2 separate regions of the Homo sapiens genome follow, and region 2 is linked to region 1. The links are chromatin loops, found by intact Hi-C in ENCODE. Cell type or tissue: Caco-2. All regions are shown on one strand. Links, peaks and the distances in the headings refer to the core of each region. The heading gives the core; the rest is flanking DNA.

Region 1 (10,172 bases), core at 751-8,750:
AACTTTTATGCATATTAACACTCAGTGAAAGAAGCCAGTCTTAAAAGGCTGCATACTGAATCATTCCAACTATATGACGTTCTGGAAAAGATAAAACTATGGAGACAGTAGAAAAGACCAGTGGTTGTCAGGAATTAAAGGGAGAAGCAGGAATGAATAAGCAGAACACAGAGTATTTTTAGGGCAGAAAAATTTTATGTATGATTCCATAATGGTGGATACCTGTCATTATAAATTCGTCCAAACTCATAAAATGTACAACACCAGGAGTGAGTCTTAAGGTGAATTATTGACTTTGTGTGATAATGATTTGTCAATGTCAGTTCATCAGTTGTAACATATGTGCCACTCTGGTAGGGAATGTTGACAATGGGGGAGGCATGTATGGGGCAGGGGGTATATGGAAAATCTCTAACTTCTGCTCAATTTTGCTGTGAACCTAAAATAGCTCTACAAAATAGTATATTAAAAAAAATAAAAGAATTGAGACTTACATACCATCCATCTAAAATATTAGTTCTGAACTCCTTTTCCTCTCCAATTCCACTCAAGTCAAATCCTGGTTATATTGTTGAAAAAATGGTTTAGAGAATCCAAACCACCAATCACTGCAATGGGCTGTATTCATTTCTGCCCAGCAAATATACAGTCCAGTCAGATGTGTTCTCTAAATCTGCTTCATCTTGGATACAAGAGGCATGAACCGTCAGTGCGGAAATCCCTAAGATTATTTATGGAAGTGGGACCTACTGCTATTTCTGTTCCCATCTCCAGAAGGTTTAAGTCAGATACCTTCTGGAACAGTCTAAATGTGGAGGCAGGAAGAGGGGTGGAAAAGATAAAAGACCTTTGGATTAAAAGTGAGGAATTGGCCAGGCGCGGTAGCTCATGCCTGTAATCCCAGCACTTTGGGAGGCCAAGGCGGGTGGATCACCTGAGGTCAGGAGTTCAAGACCAGCCTGGCCAACATGGCGAAACCCTGTCTCTACTAAAAATACAAAAAAGTTAGCCAGGCGTGGTGGCGCACGCCTGTAGTCCCAGCCACTCGGGAGGCTGAGGCGGAAGAATCACTTGAACCCAGAAGGCCAAGGTTGCGGTGAGCTGAGATGGCACCACTGCACTCCAGCCTGGGCACAGAGTGAGACTCAGTCTCAAAAAAAAAAGTGAGGAGTTCTGGGCCATTGATGAAAAACCACTTAACATTTCCAGGCCTTGATTTCTCATTTGTAAAATTAGAATAATATTTTCCTTACATCCTTTACAAGATTATAATGAGAAAAAGAAGGAGAAAACGGAATAAAAATTGCTAATGAAAGCACAAAGTTCTAAGAATATTTAAATAACACTAACTCTAATTAAATCAGAGTACACAGTCCATATTTAGGCATAGGAAAAAAGAAAGACTAGAAGGAAATACACCCAGTCAATTATCTCTGGCAGATAATGGTCGTTATCTCTAAATGGTAACATATGGGTGATTTTCATTTCCTCATTTCTTCCTTCCATATTTTTTGAATTGTTAAATAATAAACATAGTAGGGTGTTAAGCAGAAAAAATAGTCTAAAAGAAAAACATGTGGGTCAGTGAGATCCCACTTTCTCCTTTGGTTACATTGGTTGCCTTCTGGACATTTTATTGCTCTGTTTGTAAGTGTTACACTTAGAAGCTGGGTAAAATAAATAAAAGAAGGTCAGCTTCATACCAATCAATTTCTGTTGCATGTTAGCACTCCTTTGAAAGGATTTGATAGAAAGAGGCGGCTGAAGCCTCGTGGCTGGAATAAGGCTTAGACGGCATGTTTGCATTTCAACCATTCAGGCTGCCCCCACTCCCTGCTACTACAATTTAACTCTGCCATGTTGTTTCACCTCATTTGGGAACCACATATGAAGTTGTCGTGAAAATTACTTAATAGAAAAAATGTTCATAGATTCTCAGGTAAAGAGGTACAATGTAGAAGTTCCAGAGGTAAAGAGGTATGATGTAGAAGTGTTGTGCATATGTGATTTATAAAGTGGTATTGCATACCCAGACTCAATACATCAGCAATGGATTGGCTGCTGACCATAATGGTAACAAAAACATATACTTTTATGGGAACAAAACATATACTTCTATCACTGAACTAAATACTTCTTGAGTCCCTACAACGTGCTAAACAGAATGATGACAAAGACAGACTCAATCCCCTGGCACCTAACACAGTGTCTGAATATATAGAGGCTCCCAATCAACGATTGCTGAATGACTGTACGAGCCCCTTGTGCCTGAATGACTGTCCTCACAAATGTGGGCGGGACTGTCCCTGAAGAGACTGGAACCCCCAGTCACCCTAAGGAAAAGAGGCAGGTTATCAGGGGTGAGCTAGTTGTATGTCCCTTTCACCAACACCACTACCCCCCAAATAAGGGGGAAACTTTATCCCTTCAGAATCAAATTAAAATCAAAGATAAAGTAGAGGAATAAATGTCTCAAAAGCTAAACTGAGCATCACAGGCAGAATATTAGATGATCCTAAGGAATACTGTTCATTTTGTGGAGGGGGGAGTGATAATGTTGTTTTACACTTTTTAAAAAGTTTTTATATATTGAAGCATGTAAGAATGAAATAACATGAAGCCTAGTATTGTTTCTGAAGAATCTGGGAAGGAGGGTGGGCAGTGGCAAAATTAGGGATCTAGGACACAAAAGCTGTGGGATCAGCGAGACTGGCCACATGTTGGTTATGAGGGAGGCTGAGTGATAGGAGCAGGCAGGAATGCCAGTGGTTCCTACATTTGTCTGTGCATCAAAACCAGCCAGGGAGTGTCAAAGACACTGATACCTGTGTTCCACCCACAGAGACAGTGATTTACATGGTCTGGGAAAGCGACTCTGCTTTGGAATTTTTAAAAGATCCCCAAGTGATTCTAATATGCAGGAAACACTATTCTCTATACTTCTGAGTTTCAGTAAATTGCAGAACAAAAATGTCTTTTAATGTAACGGGGACAAAAGGGTAGTTAAGTAATAAGAGGAGGGTCAAGGGGCAGCCCCTGCCTCCCGCGTTGTCTGAGGATGAAGGGCTCGCTTGTCTCCCCTCTAAGTCCTTTGGTCCCAGCCTCCTCTGTCAGCAGCTGTCTCCCCATCTCTTGGTTTCTGACTCGGGGTACAGTCCACATTCAATGGCACAACCACATCAACCCACTGTCCTCTACAAATGGCACCACCCTCAAGCCCATAGAAGGACCCCTTGATTGTAGCTATTCCCCCTGACACTTCCAGTGAGCCTGGACTCCACAATGAAGCAATCTTTCCTCCCTCCCTCTTCTACTTTACCACCCTCACCCCATTCTCACTCCTCTCTTTCTTTTGTGACAGTGAATTATCCACTTTTGCCTCCCACTAGGAAGGTGAGACCAGGGCTTCCTAGCAGCCTCATGATTGAGTTTAATCATCCTTGGATGGAAGGATGTTTTTTTACCAACTCATTTCCAGCAGGACCTGCAAATCCCTCTCACCTGGTTTTCCAAAGACTCCCACAGGCAGACCCATCTTATGGGATAATGCTTTATTTTAACCAGAATGTCTCAATAATAGGTTCCATGTTCTCAGCTGTGCTCATGGTGAGGCTGTGATTTTCCTTCATGAAAATGCTATTATTACAGAACTACAGGGTCTCCATCCTCCCAAAAACAGTCTTCTATTATTCATGGGGAAATGGTGCTTTGGAGAGGGATTTGCATGTGGTTCTCTCAAGTGAGCCAAGCATGGCTGACAAAAAATGCCCTACAAACTGTAACTTCAGCAAGCCTCCCTGACATTCACCAAACACCTAGCTGTGTGGCCAGAAGTTCACTGCAAAGGTGAAAAGACCCCTGAAGTGAAAGAGAAGACCCAGTAAATGGAATCCTGACTACACCTATGGCTCCTTTATTCTTCTAAGCCACCTGTGAGGCCATCTGGGCCCTCAAGAAGTGAAGGGAAACAACAGGTATTAAGGACCCACTGTGTGCAGCTGCTCCGCACAGAAGCAAGGACTAAAAGTCAACAAGGGAAGCAGGTAGAGTTGGGTGTGCAATAGGGTGTGGTGGGGACTGCAGTCTATACACTGTAGAAAGGCAACCACTACATAGTTTCAGACCATTGTTTGATGTGGAAATACTGATTCGGTGTAGCCATGTCTATTTTTTTCCAGGGAAGCTGAGGACCTGGAATTTCAAGAGAAATCTCTCCATTATTTAAAATCATGGTAAATAATTCTATTTATGATGGCAAATAGTGTACACTCCAAACCCCCTGGTCTCCAATCTGCTACCTTGGCTTGATCTATGTTTCTCTCCGCTCCTTCCCTGAACATCCACACCCGCTAATTCTGCCTGCCTTCGTCCTGCTGCCTCCCCTGCCAGTCCCCAGCCCGGGGCACCCCATGCAGACCCCTGTCTCTCTTGCTGAACTGAAAACACCCCTCAGCATATCTGCCTGGGAGGCATCACCATGCCTGATTGCCTTAGCATCCTCAGAACCTTCTTGTGCCTGGCACACAGGTGGTGAAGTTGTGTGTGCTAAAAGAGGGAACAGACGAACTGCATTTCCTTTACTCCTCACCCCACCCCAGGATTCTCATCCCCATCGCACAGAGGAGTGAACTCAGGTTCAGCCAGGATGAGGTACCAGTCTCAAATCCCACAGCTGGTGGGAGGCTGAGCTGGAGGTGCAGCCCGTGCCCGTCTAACCCCAAGCCTCTGCTCTTTGGGCTGCCTCCTCGTGTCTTCAGGAGCCCTAAACCACGTGCAAGCATTTTGTACCTACAGGAAACCACTGTCCTAGCTTGAGGTAGGAACAAACAGCATATTAAAAGCATATAAAAATTCCCCCTCCACTTTTCATCCTAACGTGTCACCAGGCCACTCGCTGACTCATTTACTGTTATGGACTGCATCCCCTTGCTGGGTCAAAGCCTGAAGTGGGTGAGCAAGTCCATATATTTTAAATGCCCATAAAATATCCAACAGCAAGTGCATGTTAACTGGAGTCCTCGGCCCTCCACTGAGGAGTTTTCAAACCACACAAAACATCTATTCTGCCTTTGACCTTTTAGTATTTAAAACTATCACCAAAACATTGCCCTCCAAAAACAACAACAAACAAACAACAACAACAAAAAAAACAGAACAGCTTGTTCACATTATCCCTGAACACTCGTGCACACGCTGGAGGTCCTGCGTGCCTCTGAGATGCTCTTATGGCCTCCAGGGCGTACGTGGGAGTCGGCTTAAACCCTTCTCTGAGAACAGACACACCCCTGCTCCCAGGAAACTGACCTGCCGGCTTCAGCTCTAGCCCAGGTACCAGCCCCCAAATCATAAGAAAGCAAAAGCGCGGGGTCCCTCAACACCCCGTCTGCGATCTGCCGGGACGCTTCCGGCCGCGGGCTGCGCACGCCCTTGGCTGCGCAAATCCAAGTGCCTGGCCTGCCACCTTGTGGACACCAGGAGTAAAACCGCCGGTGGGCTGGCTCCAGTGCCCTCTGCCCACCTTATCTCTGTGCGCCTGAAAGAAAGGCGGCGAGAGGCGCGAATGCAGGTGAGAAGCGGATTCGTTCGGCAAAATTAGCTCGTGAGGAGGATTTGGGGAGCATTTTTTCTCCGCATAATTCAGACTTTTTATGTCAGGGGTGATGCAAGTTTTAAATGCCCCAAATCCAAACCAGACTCACCTTTAACTTTGGGGTTAACGCTAGTGTTAACTAAGAGTTTTTTTCCTTTTTCTTTGAGAGGGAGTTTTCGCTCTTGTCGCCTAGGCTGGAGTGCAATGGCGCGATCTTGGCTCATTTCAACCTCCATTTCCTGGGTTCAAGCAATTTTCCTGCCTCAGCCTCCCGACTAGCTGGGATTACAGGCACAAGCCACCACGCCCGGCTACTTTTTGTATTTTTAATAGAGACGGGGTTTCACCATGTTGGCCAGGCTGAACTCTGACCTAAAGTGGTCGGTCTCCTGACCTCAAGTGATCCGCCCACCTCGGCCTCCCAAAGTGCTGGGATCACAGGCGTGAGCCACCGCGCCCGGCCAAGAGTTTCTTAAACTTTAAGCAGTGTCAGGATCTCCCAGGGAGGTTTTGAAAATGTCAATGCCCCACTCACTCCAATCTATTTACTCAGAATCTAGGTGCCGCATCGTTATTTTTTTAACTTAATCTACCTTTATTGTAATTTTTAAAAATAACATACTTACCATCTTAACTATTTTCAAGCATACAGTTCAGTAGCGTTAAGTATATTCACATCATCAAGAAAATACTTTTCTTCCTGCAAAACTGAAACTCTGTATTTTAAACAACTCCTCCCCTTCCACCTTCTCCAGGCCCCTAGTTACCACCATTCCACTTTCTGTTTCTATGAATTTGACTGTTCTAGGTACCTCATATAATCATACGATATTGTCTTTATGTGACTGGCTTATTTCACTTAGCATAATGTCCTCAAAGCTTATCCATGTTGTAGCATGAGACAGGATTTCCTCCCTTTTTATGGTTGAACAATAGTTATCTGTGTTACATACCACAGTTTGTTTATTCATCTGTCAATGGACACTTGGGTTATTTCTGCCTCTCAGCTTTTTTTTTTTTTCCTATGAATGTGGATGTGTAAATATCTCTTTGAGGTCCTGCTTCAATTCTTTTGAATATATACCTAGAAGCGGGATTGCTGGATTGTCTGGTAATTCTATTTGGTACCTTTAGCTTTAACAGGCCCCAGGGTGATTCTGATACACAGAACCACGGGTGTAGCCCACTCCTTCACAACTCAGGTGGGGAATCCAGGGTCCAGATGATGTATGAGGATGCATTTGTGAGGTTTTGCTCCATCACTGCCTGCCTAATGAATAAACTTTGGGTTCTATGTAGTTCCAATTACTCAACCTGCTAATAGCCTAGAGGAGACAGACAACAAATCAGCAAACAAAATAATTTCAAAGAGTGTTTAGTGCTATAACAAAAGCAAGCCAGAACACAGTAACCATATGATAACAAGGCTAACCTGATTCCCATTTACAGCTCAGCAAAATGAGGCACAGAGCAGTTAAGGGCTAGCTGAATATGACACAGCCTGCCTATGGTGGAGCCTAGAATGGAAGCCAGCCAATAGAGCCCGCTTAGGGCAGGCAACGTCTCAACTGAGACCAGAATGGCAAGGAGGAGTCAGCCAAACAACGGTTCTGGGGCAGAGCATTCCCTGGCACCACACGCGAAGAGGTTGCAGAAACCGAAAGAAGACCAAAGTGGCTGCAGCAGCAGGGAAGTCAGAGGGAAAAAGGAGAGCACATGGGAAGGCAACAGGTCATGAAAGATCTCATTAGAGCGGGTGCCGTGGCTCATGCCTGTAATCCCAGCACTTTGGGATGCCAAGGCCTCCCAAATCACAAGGTCAGGTGATGGAGACTATCCTGGCTAACATGGTGAAACCCCATCTCTACTAAAAATTCAAAAAATTAGCAGGGCATGGTGGCATGTGCCTATAATCCCAGATAGGAGGCTGAGGCAGGAGAATCGCTTGAACCTGAGAGGCAGAGGTTGCAGTAAACCAAGATCATGCCACTGCACTCCAGCCTGGGTAACAGAGCGAGACTCCCTCTCAAAAAAATAAAAAAGATATTGGCCAGAATGAGGAGACTGGGTTTTATTCTGCTGTCTCTGGGAAGCCAGTGGAGCATTTTCAGCAGGGTAGAGACTTCAGCCTTTGCTTTCCTGTCAATACCCATCCCCAGTGATGCATTTGAGACATGGCTGCAACAAGAAACTGAGGTCTGGTGGGGACCCTAAGAGTCTAAGTTTCCAAGTTTTTGCATTCCTTGACATATTTCACTAATATTTCACGACAACCTAGACTTTCTGAGGCTAGACAATCACATTCATTTCTCTACTCATGAGCCTCTTCACACTGAGGCCCGCTCTCCTCAGCAGCCAGCACTTAACTGACGACCTACAGCCACCTTAGCCACAGACTCTGTAATTCGCTTTTACCTCCCCACCCCACCCTCATACCCTGTGGCCCTGGGGACAGCCCTTGATCTTTCTGGAGCCCTGGTTTCCCAACACAGAGGAACAAGACTATTTGCCCCTACTTAGGGAGATCCATGAAGACCTGTAATTGTTGAAGACAGGTTCATGAGTGTGAATTAGAAACTGCAGCCAGTTAAAGGAAGAAAAAGAGGCAACTGAGGAAATAGATGTGTTAGTATTTTTACCATGAAATATCACTTACATCTACATCAACTGGAGAAGATTAAAAGAATTATTTCGCATGAAGCATTTGCCCTCCTCAAAGGCACTGCTATTATCAGGTCTGTAAGAAACTGCTCATCCCTGAAGCCTTCATGTAACAATCTTTGCCTTTTATCCTGACCAATTCACCTCATCACAGAAAGCGCCAAATCTGCTATACTGAATCCTGTTTAATGGTGGGAGGCACTCAGTAGTGTCACTTCCCAACCATGCTCTGATTTCCTTGTAGGGAATCACCTTGGCCCTCACTGTGTGCAGTCTTCGTGGGACAATAAAACCACGTGCCTGCCCTCCCAGAGTGGAAGCTGGAGGGGCTCCACGAGGCTCCTTCTGCTCTGTCCTTCCTCTCGCCAGCTTGATACAGGGCAGTCCTGTGACCTTGGCTCAGCCAATAGAATACTCGCTTCCCTGAGATGTTGAATCTTGACAGTGACACAAGGACAGACAAGAAATTAGGATCCATTGATTCCTGTGGAGCCCTGGAGAGAACAATGAGCAGAGCCCACTATAAGATGTTCTGGAACAATCTGGTGCCCACCTGCTCCAAGTTCCTCAGCCATCACTTCCATTATTTGACCCTGTAAACCTTCTTAAAAAGTTCATTAGTCCTTTTTTTGCTAAAGGTTGCCAAACTTTCTGTTACTTGCAACTAAGAAACTCGACTGGATACAATGAACATTCAGGGATCACAGTTAGGTATCAGTAAGCACCCACTATCTGTTAAAAATTAACATTCACCTGCTACCCAAAAATACAGTGGCAAAAAAAAAAAGGAGGCATCATTTTTCGCTCACACAGAAGAAATCCAAAAGTGCATTGTCCAGGGCTGGCGTGGTGCCCTATGGTGTTAGCGATGACCCAGGCTTCTTCTCACTTTCTGCTCCACCATCTTCCACTCAGATTCCATCCATGAGGTCTCCTCACCATCCCAGGACTGTCACTGGGACTTGTTATCCTAGCCATGTTCCAGGCAGGGAGAAGGGAGACGGGGAAAGGAATGGGTCTCCTGCCAGCCAGGTGAATCCCCTTGAAGGAATTTTGCTGGAAGTGACTTCCACTCACACCTCATTGACCACCCCAACCTCAAGGAAAGCTAACAAATATGTTTGTTTTTTTAAGCAGGGCATCTTGAAAAATTCAAAGAGATTTTAAATGTTCTCACCACAAAAAGATAAGTATGTGAGACAATACATATGTTAATTAGCTTGATTTAGCCATTCCATGATGGACACGTATTTCAAAACCCATTCTACATGATAAATATATGCAATTTTTATTTTTCAATTAAAAACAAATTAAAATCTTTAAAATTAGAAATTTTAAAATTAAAAACTAAATAAAAGTTGGAAGAATTGCCATACTCAAATATACAGGGATCTTATCCTAAAAAAACAAGAGAGCATGGATACTGGGTAGGCAACTGGCAATCTCTTTCACACACTGCTTTCTGGACAACTGCTAAGGAAAGGTATTCTGAGGACCATCACCCATCTTTCATCTTAGTTTCCCCTCAACCTTTCTTGGTCGATCCTGTCTAAAAAGATTCCCTAGTCAAAACTCTGGTTTTGAGGAAAATGACAGGAAATTTTCCATTTCCGTGGACCTCACTTGGAATCATCGTTCCACTAGGTCTTTATTGAATGACTTTGAAGACGACACTTAATTCTTCCAAACCTTAGTTGCCCAAAATGTAAAGTCTGTCTCAGTCAAGGACTGACCCAGGCAACAACCTGCAGTCCCTTCGAGGTTAAAGATGATGTAAAATTAGCATTTCTAATAGTCGGAATGTTCAACTACCTTGCAATGAGCAGCAAAGTAAAAGGGATATACAGGTCATGAAGTGGACAGAGCTTTCACAATTCTTCTCAGCCTTTGACCCCAGGAAGGGTTTGACTTGTGCCTTGAG
Region 2 (10,172 bases), core at 1,020-9,019, 320 kb before region 1:
CATCTAACCCAGGGGACAAGTCAGGACTGGTCAGTGCTAATCATGGTGATGCCACTTGTCTTCCCAGTGTGTCTGGGGAGCAGGGACATAAGCATGGGACACAAGCCCAACCAAGTTACCAATGAGGGAGACAGGTGGCTCCTGGGAAGGACTTCTGAACAATTACAAGAGATATTAGGCTACAAAACCTCATTTTCTGACTATGGACATTTAGTAATGAAGATACAACCCCTAAAACTAAACAGACCATCTTGTGACTTGTGAAGGGAGTTAGCCCAGGAAGCATATTCAGAACTTTCGAGTGGAAAGTTGGAAGGACCTGGACCTCCTTGGGCGTGATTGTGCCATTGAAATTGCCGAACTTGTGCCTGCTTTACCTCCAGACTTCTTGCTATGTGACATGTAAATCACATTATTAAGCTATTTGAGTTGGATTTTCATCACTTAAAGCAGGAAGTCTATTAACTAATAAAACTGTTGACTGAAATATCAGCCAATAATTGATGGTGTGCATTCACACTTTACTTTTACCATCTCATGCAATTATTATGTCACTTCTATGAGGAAGCCACTGTTGTCCCCATTTTACTGATGTAGAAACTATAGTTCAGAGAGATCGAGTAACATATCCAAGATTTAGTACTTAAAGCAAGGTCTCCCCAGTGTGAAAGCACAGGCATCTTTTTTCATTCTCCTTCTATGATTTGACTGGTTAATAGCCAAAATAATTTGCTTACACTGTTTCATTGAATCTGATAAGAGTGGTCTTTAGGAGGATTATGCTGTAGCTCAGAATAGGGAGGAGAGCCCTTTTATAGGTTTTCTTGAGAGTGGTTTATTATTTGCTTTACTGATGACACTGCAAGAACAGATGCAAGAGTTATTGAAAATGGGAATAGTCTCATCCTGCAAAGCTCTATTCCCAAAGAATCCTGCAGCATGCCAAGCAGGCTTGAGATGAATAAAATAACGAAGCTCCTGTTTGCAGAACTATTCATTGTTAAGAGATGTTGTGTTATAAAATTAATGAATCTTTCTAAGAGAGTTGATAACAGTGAACCAGTAGCCAATTCCTGACACGTACACATGGATCTGAAGGGAGATGAAACCTCTAAAAGTAGTGCCAGAGGAAAACATAATACTGTACTTCTTTTAATCTACAAGTTCACTTTGAAAGTCTGTAGCTCAGCTTTAAAATTTGCCCAATTTAAAACAGCATCTACATTCATTTGTTCAGATGTTTTGTCTGAAAGAGGAGATAAAAAATATTAAAACACGCGGAAGTTTCCAAAAACACTACTTAAATATTTTATTTGCCATCCCCACGTGATGGACTGGTAGAGACATAGCCCTTGAAATAAGGCCAACAGTTCGCTCAGGCTGGACTCCAAAATTATAGGAGATAAAAGGTTTTTTTGACCAATCTTTATCTCCCAAGGGAGTGTAATTCTTATTCTTAGAAATGTCATTTCCCAGGTGTTTACAGATATGTAACAAGCAGCAATGCTTCCGAAATAAAAGGAGAACATGAGCTTAGACACAATTAGCAACATTAAAGGCAAGAAGCTGGCTTTCCACCAAAATAGGGCCATGTTCTCACACAAACTAAATATCTCCAGACATTGGTCTTGCACTCTCCATGTGTGGGCTATGCTTGGAAGGTCATCCATGTAGACAGAATGCTTAACCTAGCTGCTAATTAGGTCATTTAGTCAATACAGTGGAAAATTCAGTCCCAGTGAATATGTAATGCATGTAAACAGTCTGTCTTTTTTCATTTTGACCTTAAAAATCTCTCAAATCTATTGTTGGAAGTGACCAATTATTTCAGTTGAAAGAATTGAACTCATAATTCTGTGCAGACACAGGCACTGCTGATTAACTCCGGAAATGGCATTAATTCACTCAGCATTTTATCCAAAATATTCCAGTTTATCATCTTAAAACAAGGACTCTGACTCATTATTGTGAGAATCAGAAACTGTTTCTCATTCTCAAGCCAATAGAACAACAACAAAAGACTTATTTCAGTATTTCATCTCCTGCTTTAATTTCTGAGTTCTGCACTGACATTCTAGTAATTAGGAGGAAGACAAAAGATGTCTGAGAATAGACAAAACCTAACTGCTAAAGTTAAACATGTTCTACCAGTTTGCCATTAACACAATCACAGAATTTAAATTTTTTCTCTTCCTAATTAAGAGTTAATTTAAACCCAACTTTTTTGATAGCTCAATCCTTCATATTAGTCAAAGAAAACCTATGATATGATTGATGAATTTTATATATTTTTGGAAAAGAATCTCCAAAATATCAAGTAATTTTATCATGGAAGATTTAAAAAACTATAGGCATTTAGAGAAAATTAGAATCCTGAACCTACAATCAGTTTTAAACAGAAAAGCAACTTAATAATTAATAAACTGAAAAAATACTGATAGACATTTTGATTAAAATGAATATATACAATTTTATTTTTAAATTAGGCATAAACAAATGCCATTAAAGTGAGACATGTTATATTTAACACCCACATACATATATCTTCATTAAGACTAAAGTAATGGAAAAGGTGAGTGAGGGAAAGGAAGGATGAAGAGAAGTGGGTTAAAGTATACAAACAGGAGGAATACATTCAGTGTCTGATAGCAGAGTGGGATAGCTATAGTTAACAAAAATATATTGTACTCAGATGATGGACACTTTAAATATCCTACCATGATCACTATACACTATATACACGTAACAAAATTTCACACGTACTCCATAAAGTTGTACTAATAAAAATTAATTAAGTAGTTAATTCCTTAATTAATGATATATAAAACATGAAATAATTCAAGAATTAGATATCTAAATATCTGAAATCCCAGTTCCCTTTTGCTTTGTAGAGTTTATATCATTTAAAAAAAAACCTTAAATTATGACATGACCTTGGAAAAAGAGATGAAAATTTTCACTCACTATTTTCAGCCAATGAGCTCTTAAATTCTCACTAAATAATAAAAGCCTGTCACTTTAAAATACTTCACTAAGTAATAAAGGACCATAAATTTTTCATTATTTAGATTACATATACTGCCTGCTCAGTAGTGTGTACATATGTTCCTCTACTTAGGATGAGGTTACATCCCAATGAACCCATCAGAAGCTGAAAATATTTTAAGTTGAAAACATTGCAAGTCAAGTGCATTTAATACTCCTAACCTGACAAACATCATAGCTTAGCCCAGCGTACATGCTCAGAACATTTACATTAGCCTACAGTTGGGCAAAATCATCTAATGCAAGGCCTATTTTACAATCAAGTGTTAAATATCTCATGTAATTTACTGAATACTGTACTGAAAGTGAAAAGCAGAATGTCTCTCCAACAGTGCCCAGCATCACAGGAGAATATTGTACCACATATAACTAGCCCAGAAAAAGACCAAGATTCAAAAGCAGACATAGTTTCTACCAACTGTGTCTCACTTTTGCACAATGGTAAAGTCAAAAAATCATTAAGCGAGCCATCATATGAGTCAGGGACGGTCTATAATTACACATTTGAATATATATTTTTTTAATGTTCAGCATACTTATTAAAGTGAATTTCACTCTTTTTAGAAGATGTTTAAAACAGACCTGAATGACAGTTGAGTCTCAAATTTTTCCTCATTGTGAATGTTGCTTTCAATGCCCAAAGCTTCTGCCAGCACACTCACAGTATTTATAGAAATATAGACGTTCTTTATAGAGGCTTACCAGGAAACCTGTAAAAGCTAATATTACACTGGCTATTCTTACAGGTGAATAAGGGTTTTCTTCTGGAGAGGACAAAAAGTTGTTATAAATGTGAATTCTAATAGCTATGGGGGTAGGAGAATAGAAGGCATCTCTCTCTCTCTCTAAAATCATTTTCCACCAGTTCAGAACACTTAAACAATCTTTTGGTCCAAAAAAATTGTAAGGAGTGCTCTATTCTGAACACAATTGCAATTCAAGACATCTATATTTCATTTTCCTTCTCTAGTTAAAGATTTGCTGACCAATCTAAATCCAAAACGTTCTGTTCTTGGAGTTCTGCTTTAAGAGAATGGTTTACACAATATTCGAGAGTAGGAAGAGACAGCAAAAATGATCTACTCCTACAATTTTTATTACATTTCAAGGTTGGGAACCTTCTGTGTTCTTTTTATTTCCCTAAACCCCAACAGCTGATGTGATATGAGAACAGAGTTCAAAGGATGTGCAGCAGAAGCAATTAAAACAGGCCTACTATCACCAGCAGATCCTTGAATTCTCACTTGAAATTTAGTTATCAATGCATTAGATATTTTACATGTGTTTGTCATCTTCCCAAGTTTGTGAGCAATGTGACTGCCTGGGTTTGTTTTTCTTGGATGTCCTCCAGCCTATTTGACACCTCTGTGCAACACTGCATATTCTCTTGACCCCACCCCTTGCATTTGGCTGCAACTTAACAATGCCAACGCCATGCCCCAAACTCAAGCTAAAGCCCCAGTCACGTGCCTCTTTCTTCTTGCCCATCACTGCCTGGGAGTCGCTGAATAAATACTTCCCTTTTAAGACAATTTTGAGACATATTTCATAAGAGTCTCCAGAAGTCTCTGACAAGAGTGAACACATCATCTGTAGCTGCAGCCAACTTGGTAAACTTTATTTGTTCTCCTTTATTTATTTATTTCTTCTATTTTCTCAGCCCCTACTCCTACTCTCGGAGGTCATTTCTCAAATCACCCAGAACTCTGCATTCTGACTCCAGCTCTGCTTTGACAAGGACCTAGCCCAAGACATCTAGAATATAATAATCATAACCATGGTTACCTCTGGATGTAAGCCTGCCATAGGCTAGTTACTTTATTCAGAAAACAGCCATAAAAAATGATGAGTTCATGTCCTTTGTAGGGACATGGATGAAATTGGAAATCATCATTCTCAGTAAACTATCGCAAGAACAAAAAACCAAACACCGCATGTTCTCACTCATAGGTGGGAATTGAACAATGAGATCACATGGACACATGAAGGGGAATATCACACTCTGGGGACTGTGGTGGGGTGGGGGGAGCGGGGAGGGATAGCATTGGGAGATATACCTAAGGCTAGATGACGAGTTAGTGGGTGCAGCGCACCAGCATGGCACATGTATACATACGTAACTAACCTGCACAATGTGCACATGTACCCTAAAACTTAAAGTATAATTAAAAAAAAAAAGAAAAAAAAAGAAAAGAAAACAGATCTTCCTAAATAAGAAAACTGACGCTGAGTGATGTAGTAATGATGTAACTAGGATTCGAACCCAGATCTGCTAGAAACGTCAGCATTGCCTTCCATGCAGTACTGTTCAGAACTGTAGGCATCATAAACTTGACATTAACAAGGCTTTACATTTCAAAGTGCTTTCAGGTTGTCTGGGGTACTTCTTAATACTGACAAGAATAGCCACTATTTATTAAAGGCTTCTTATAGGCCAGGTTCTGGGAGTATGTGTGATTTCATTTCATCTTTTCAACAAACCTATGCAGTAAGTCAGACACTATTTCCCCAGTTGTGTGGGTGATGTATCTCATCCTACCACAGTGTCTGCCAAATGAACAGCTCAGTATTTCTTTACTGAATTAAATTAAATTGGAATAAATTTTGGAAACCATGGATCTGCTCCATTTTCCTCCTTCCTTTCAGAAAAAAATGAAGAGGGCTTCATACTCACAAATTTCCTGAAAATTTCCACTTTGTTCTTTGGTAACATATTCTAAAGCCTCAAAAGAACAAAGAGAAACATATTTTCAAAGCAAGGATAGTAGTATCTTCAAAGGAGGAAAAAAAATGTTGCATTCACTCGAGGAGATTAGTATTGTGGAATTATGGAGGTGTAGGGAACCTCGGGAGGTTATCTGCCTTATAACTTTGCCTCCAGGCAGAACTACAACAAAGCTATCATGAACACATTTCTGCCTGTGTCTACAGGTCAAATCTTATTATAACCCATGATAATTCAGATCTCCAAATGATGAAAAGATCCCTCTGATCCAGCAATTGGCCAGTTTATTTCAAGCAGTGTTTGATAAGGCAGAATTCCAGCAAGAAACATCTTAGTGAGCCAGAAAATGCAAAGTCAAACAAGAAGAGAATTTCAAAAAGCTATGTAAAGACCAAAGACTCCGGGAGAGTGGATTTGCATCGATGTGCTCTTTCTATTTTTTGAAACTGAAAACCCAGAACCCTAAGAGGAATTAGAGAGCAAAGACATTACATTCTGGAAGCATAAAACTTCATTACACTAATAAAGTAAGTACCTATTTCTTATAGGTCAGGAGTGAATGATCATCATTACATGTACTTCTTTATTGGATTAATAAACATGATCTTGTTCAATAGCCCTTGGGCAAATGTACAATAAAATATGAACAAGAAGAGGAAGAGAAGGATAATATCTCTGAGCACCTTCTAACCCAACAAGTGAGTTTTTATGCACACTTTTTTCCATTAAAAAATGCAAAGATCATTTATGAAATAAGATGATAACAGCAGGTCCTAAAGTGCATGCATCCGAACTCAATTATAATCCAGCTCATTATTAGATGTTTTTTGCACACAGCATAGGTCAAGGCATCTCCTCTGAGACATCTCAACTATATTCAGCAAAGCACAGTGTCATGTTTTCTCACAGTATCAGGTTTATTACAACAGTAGTCAAATATCTTCGTTTACTAAAATGAATGAAAATAACAAAACATTATTAATTAGCTAAATAATGAATTAATTAAAGCTATCTTCAAAACAACTGCTGTGTTGTCCTTTGAAGATAAAGAAGCTGATTTTTGTGGAGAGCCAGCTATCTAATGGTAGTAGAAATTAGCTTTTTGACAATGAATTAGCATAAAAATAGAGCATTAATTTCCTCCTTGTCCCTTATGCCTGTGTCCCACTGGCACTCCCAAGGCCACTTCCCTGTTGCTAAGACCACAGCACTGGTGTGTCCATGCCATATATTTTTTGTGTCCATAGTCTCTGCCCTTTCTGTTTGCAGCCATCCCTACTTGAACGACAGACCAAATTAATTCCCAGTACAGGTAGGAACAGGCTGCAGGGCTGTCCTGGCTATCGGAAACCCCTAGCGTATGTGTCTTCAGGATAACTAAGCAAAGTTGTTGTTTTACATATTTTATTTGGTCCTCTTCTTAAAAGATATGTGTTTCTGCCTTGTTAATCTGGAAGAATATATGGAATATATATATATATATGTGTGTGTTAGTTAGGTAAGCAATACTAGCTGTTATAACAAACAAATCCCAGAGACTTACTACAAAAGGCTTCTTTGTCATTGATGTCCCATCTACTGCTCAAGTACAGGTAAGTTGCTAGACTCCTGTCTTGTGCCGTGCTGCTGTCAGCTCCCCTAGGAAAGGGAAAGAGAGGGGAGAAGCGATGCAGCAGCTCAGCTTCATAAAGCCCTGAGGCAGAAGTGGTACTTGTCACTTTCATTCTCATTCCAGGTTGTGACTGGCACAGCCAGAGGGGCAGACTTAGATGCAAGGAGGATTGGGAAATTCAGTCCTTTACTGGACCCATTTTCCAGCTAAAATTCCACAATGTGGATGCTGCAAATAGATTTCAGTAAGCATTTAAACAACTCTCCTGCATTGTTCCTTTTCCCTGTAGAGCACACCCCTAAAAAGCCTTTCCTTCTACTTGTCTGTTGGCTGGGGTTTTGTAGGTGAAATTTGCTATATGGCTGAAGTGCAAGATATTTGATGAAAGACTAATCACTCCCCTTTATAAACTTGCTTTACTCTTAGCCAAATTTGCATCTCAAGTTCTTATCCACTTGTGTAACATTTTTAGTAGGTATCTAAATGGCTACTCGTTTTCCTGCTTCTGGATCCCTATCTATAATATACCAAATTATTAATATTGGCATTTGACAAATAAAGTTGGTTATGCAAACGTGGGGTTTTATATACAAACCTACCCTATCTCTAATAAGCTGTGTGGCTTTTTCCCCAAGTCTGTTACAGACTCTAAGATTGAGGCAATGTTCCTTGGGTTAAATACATGCAGACTCTGTCAGTGAAAAGAGAAATTCTGGTAAGCTCTTTAACTTATTTAGTTAACAAATAATTATTGAGCACCTAGGAAGTACAAGGTAGTGTGCTAGACTCTGGAACTCCTGAGCTATATAAAATGCCCAGAGAATTTATAGGCAACATAAAGTGATATAACCCTCCCTAGATTTTCCTTCACCTTCCTCTTTTCTCCTAAAAATAAATAAATAAATAAAAATAAAAATAAATTTCCTAAATACTTACAGTATTTAGAAACCAAGTCCAGTAGAGGGCAGCACACACACACACACACACACACACACACACACACACACACACACACTCACTCACTCACCTCCACTAGCATCCCTGCACCACCAGTAAATCTAGCTAAGTAGAAGAATAAAGTGGAAGTTCTTTGCACAGTATCCAGCACATGGTAGGTATGCAATTGATTCTTTAAAAAATAGACAGAGTGGCAGGGGAGCAAACATTTACAAACACGTAGATGCGCCTTAAAGGAAATTAGCATTCTGAAAAATAACAAAGAACAACCTAATTTATTCCTCGTGTCTTAGTAATTGTTTCAAAAACACAGTGAACACAGAATGCAGTAAAAAATCCACTTATAGTGAAGATGCTCTATAATTCAGCTCTATTATCATATTACTATGTTCGATTTGTTTTCACTGAACTCTGATACAGCTGTGAAAATAAGAAAATCAAGTGTAACATTTTTCCATCAGTGAAAATAGAGATAGATGGAGCCTAATTATTAAAAGTGTCATGTACCTTAGTCACCCAGGTGCTTAGATAAATTGTCCAGCTCTCCAGCACATTTTAACCATAAAAGAGAGTAAGAGATAAGCTCTAACTCATTAACGCTGTATGAAATTGTTCAGTTTATTAATAAAAGACTACAATAACCGAGGCTTGTGGGTTTATAAGGGAGATTTATAACTAGCATTTGCAGGAAAAAAATGTGTACATTTGCTGTTAATAAGTTGAAAGCAAAAGTTTTTCTCCTTGCAATAAGCATATATACACAGGTCGTGCATTGTGTTGTAATTATGGTCTTTAAACCAGAGAACTGCTAAATTAGCACATCTAATGAAATCAATACATTCTGGGGTGCAAAGAACATTTGTGAGGTCTGCAAGGAGAACTATTTAGCATGGCATGGCCGCCCTCTGATTCCACAGAGTGCTGATTCATCACCTTTACATAGATGCCAAATGATTGGACATCTATTACTGAAAGAGTAATTAAGGTACAATATTAACAAGTTTGCTCATTTCTACTTCAACAACAAGAAAACAAATTATCTTTTACTTGAGGGTAGCAAAGTTTTGCTGGTAATATTAATCGTAGAAATAGTTTCTTCCCTCCTTTTTTCTAGGAAAAAATTCTTTTCTAGGTGAATACAATTGAGGTGAATAAAGATGAAACTGGCCAAAAAAAGAGAAGAATAAGGCTTTTCCATAGCCCTGGGTCACATAAGATATTTTATCCTTCCTTCCACTAAGGTTGCAGCCCATCAGATTTTCATTCTGACATTTGGGTTTTTTAATACTGTATTGGGTGTCGGAGTAAACGTCTGTCATGCTTTCAGATCCATTTTGAAAAGAAAAATCAATACTTTAAAAGAGTATGTGTCAAAGTGCCCCTACCCTTTTCCACTTTGAACTTTCTCAAGCTTTAAAAAGTTTTATTCAATTTCTTGTTTCTAAAATTTAAGTGCGGCTTTTTTCCTATCTCATCAGTTCTTGAAAATGAAAAAAAAAATCCAATCTAACTTTGTTGATAAAGGAGAGAAAAAATGGGTTCTCATAGCTGGTTCTCTTGGGTAATGACAATATCCCAAGGGGTAATTCTTGCAAATATATGCATTTTGCAAGAAGGTACCATCTGCAAGGTAGCAGCTTAGGGGAAGTCCAAGTTCAGCCAGGAGGATCACATTAGCAACTAAACTTCTTTCTAGCATAGAAGAGAGAAAATAACTAAGAAGTGCTGCACCAACAGCAATTTTACTTAACAGGCTTTTTAAAAATGTGCAACCTATTGACTTTGATTTCATGGAAGGACTTTAAATAATGCATTTTCTCCAAAATAATTCAA

Evidence for each region. Peaks named below come from ENCODE experiments on the same cell type or tissue, not always from the same donor. Only the 100,000 strongest peaks of a DNase experiment are listed, where the experiment ranks them.
Region 2: it touches region 1 in a loop (7-fold over the local background); 37 of 110 quality-filtered maps call a loop at or near these places.

What each region holds. Positions count from the first base shown.
Region 1 is chr2:136,418,920-136,429,091 of GRCh38, reverse strand. No RefSeq gene overlaps it. Among named protein-coding and RNA genes, the nearest start is that of CXCR4, 310 kb to the right of the region's middle. In Caco-2, for the core only: a CTCF peak has its summit at 5,473 (motif pointing left); a DNase peak (open chromatin) is centred at 5,471; H3K4me3 peaks cover 918 bases.
Region 2 is chr2:136,735,533-136,745,704 of GRCh38, reverse strand. No RefSeq gene overlaps it. Among named protein-coding and RNA genes, the nearest start is that of THSD7B, 25 kb to the left of the region's middle. In Caco-2, for the core only: no CTCF peak of the experiment used is centred there; DNase peaks (open chromatin) are centred at 5,944 and 8,374.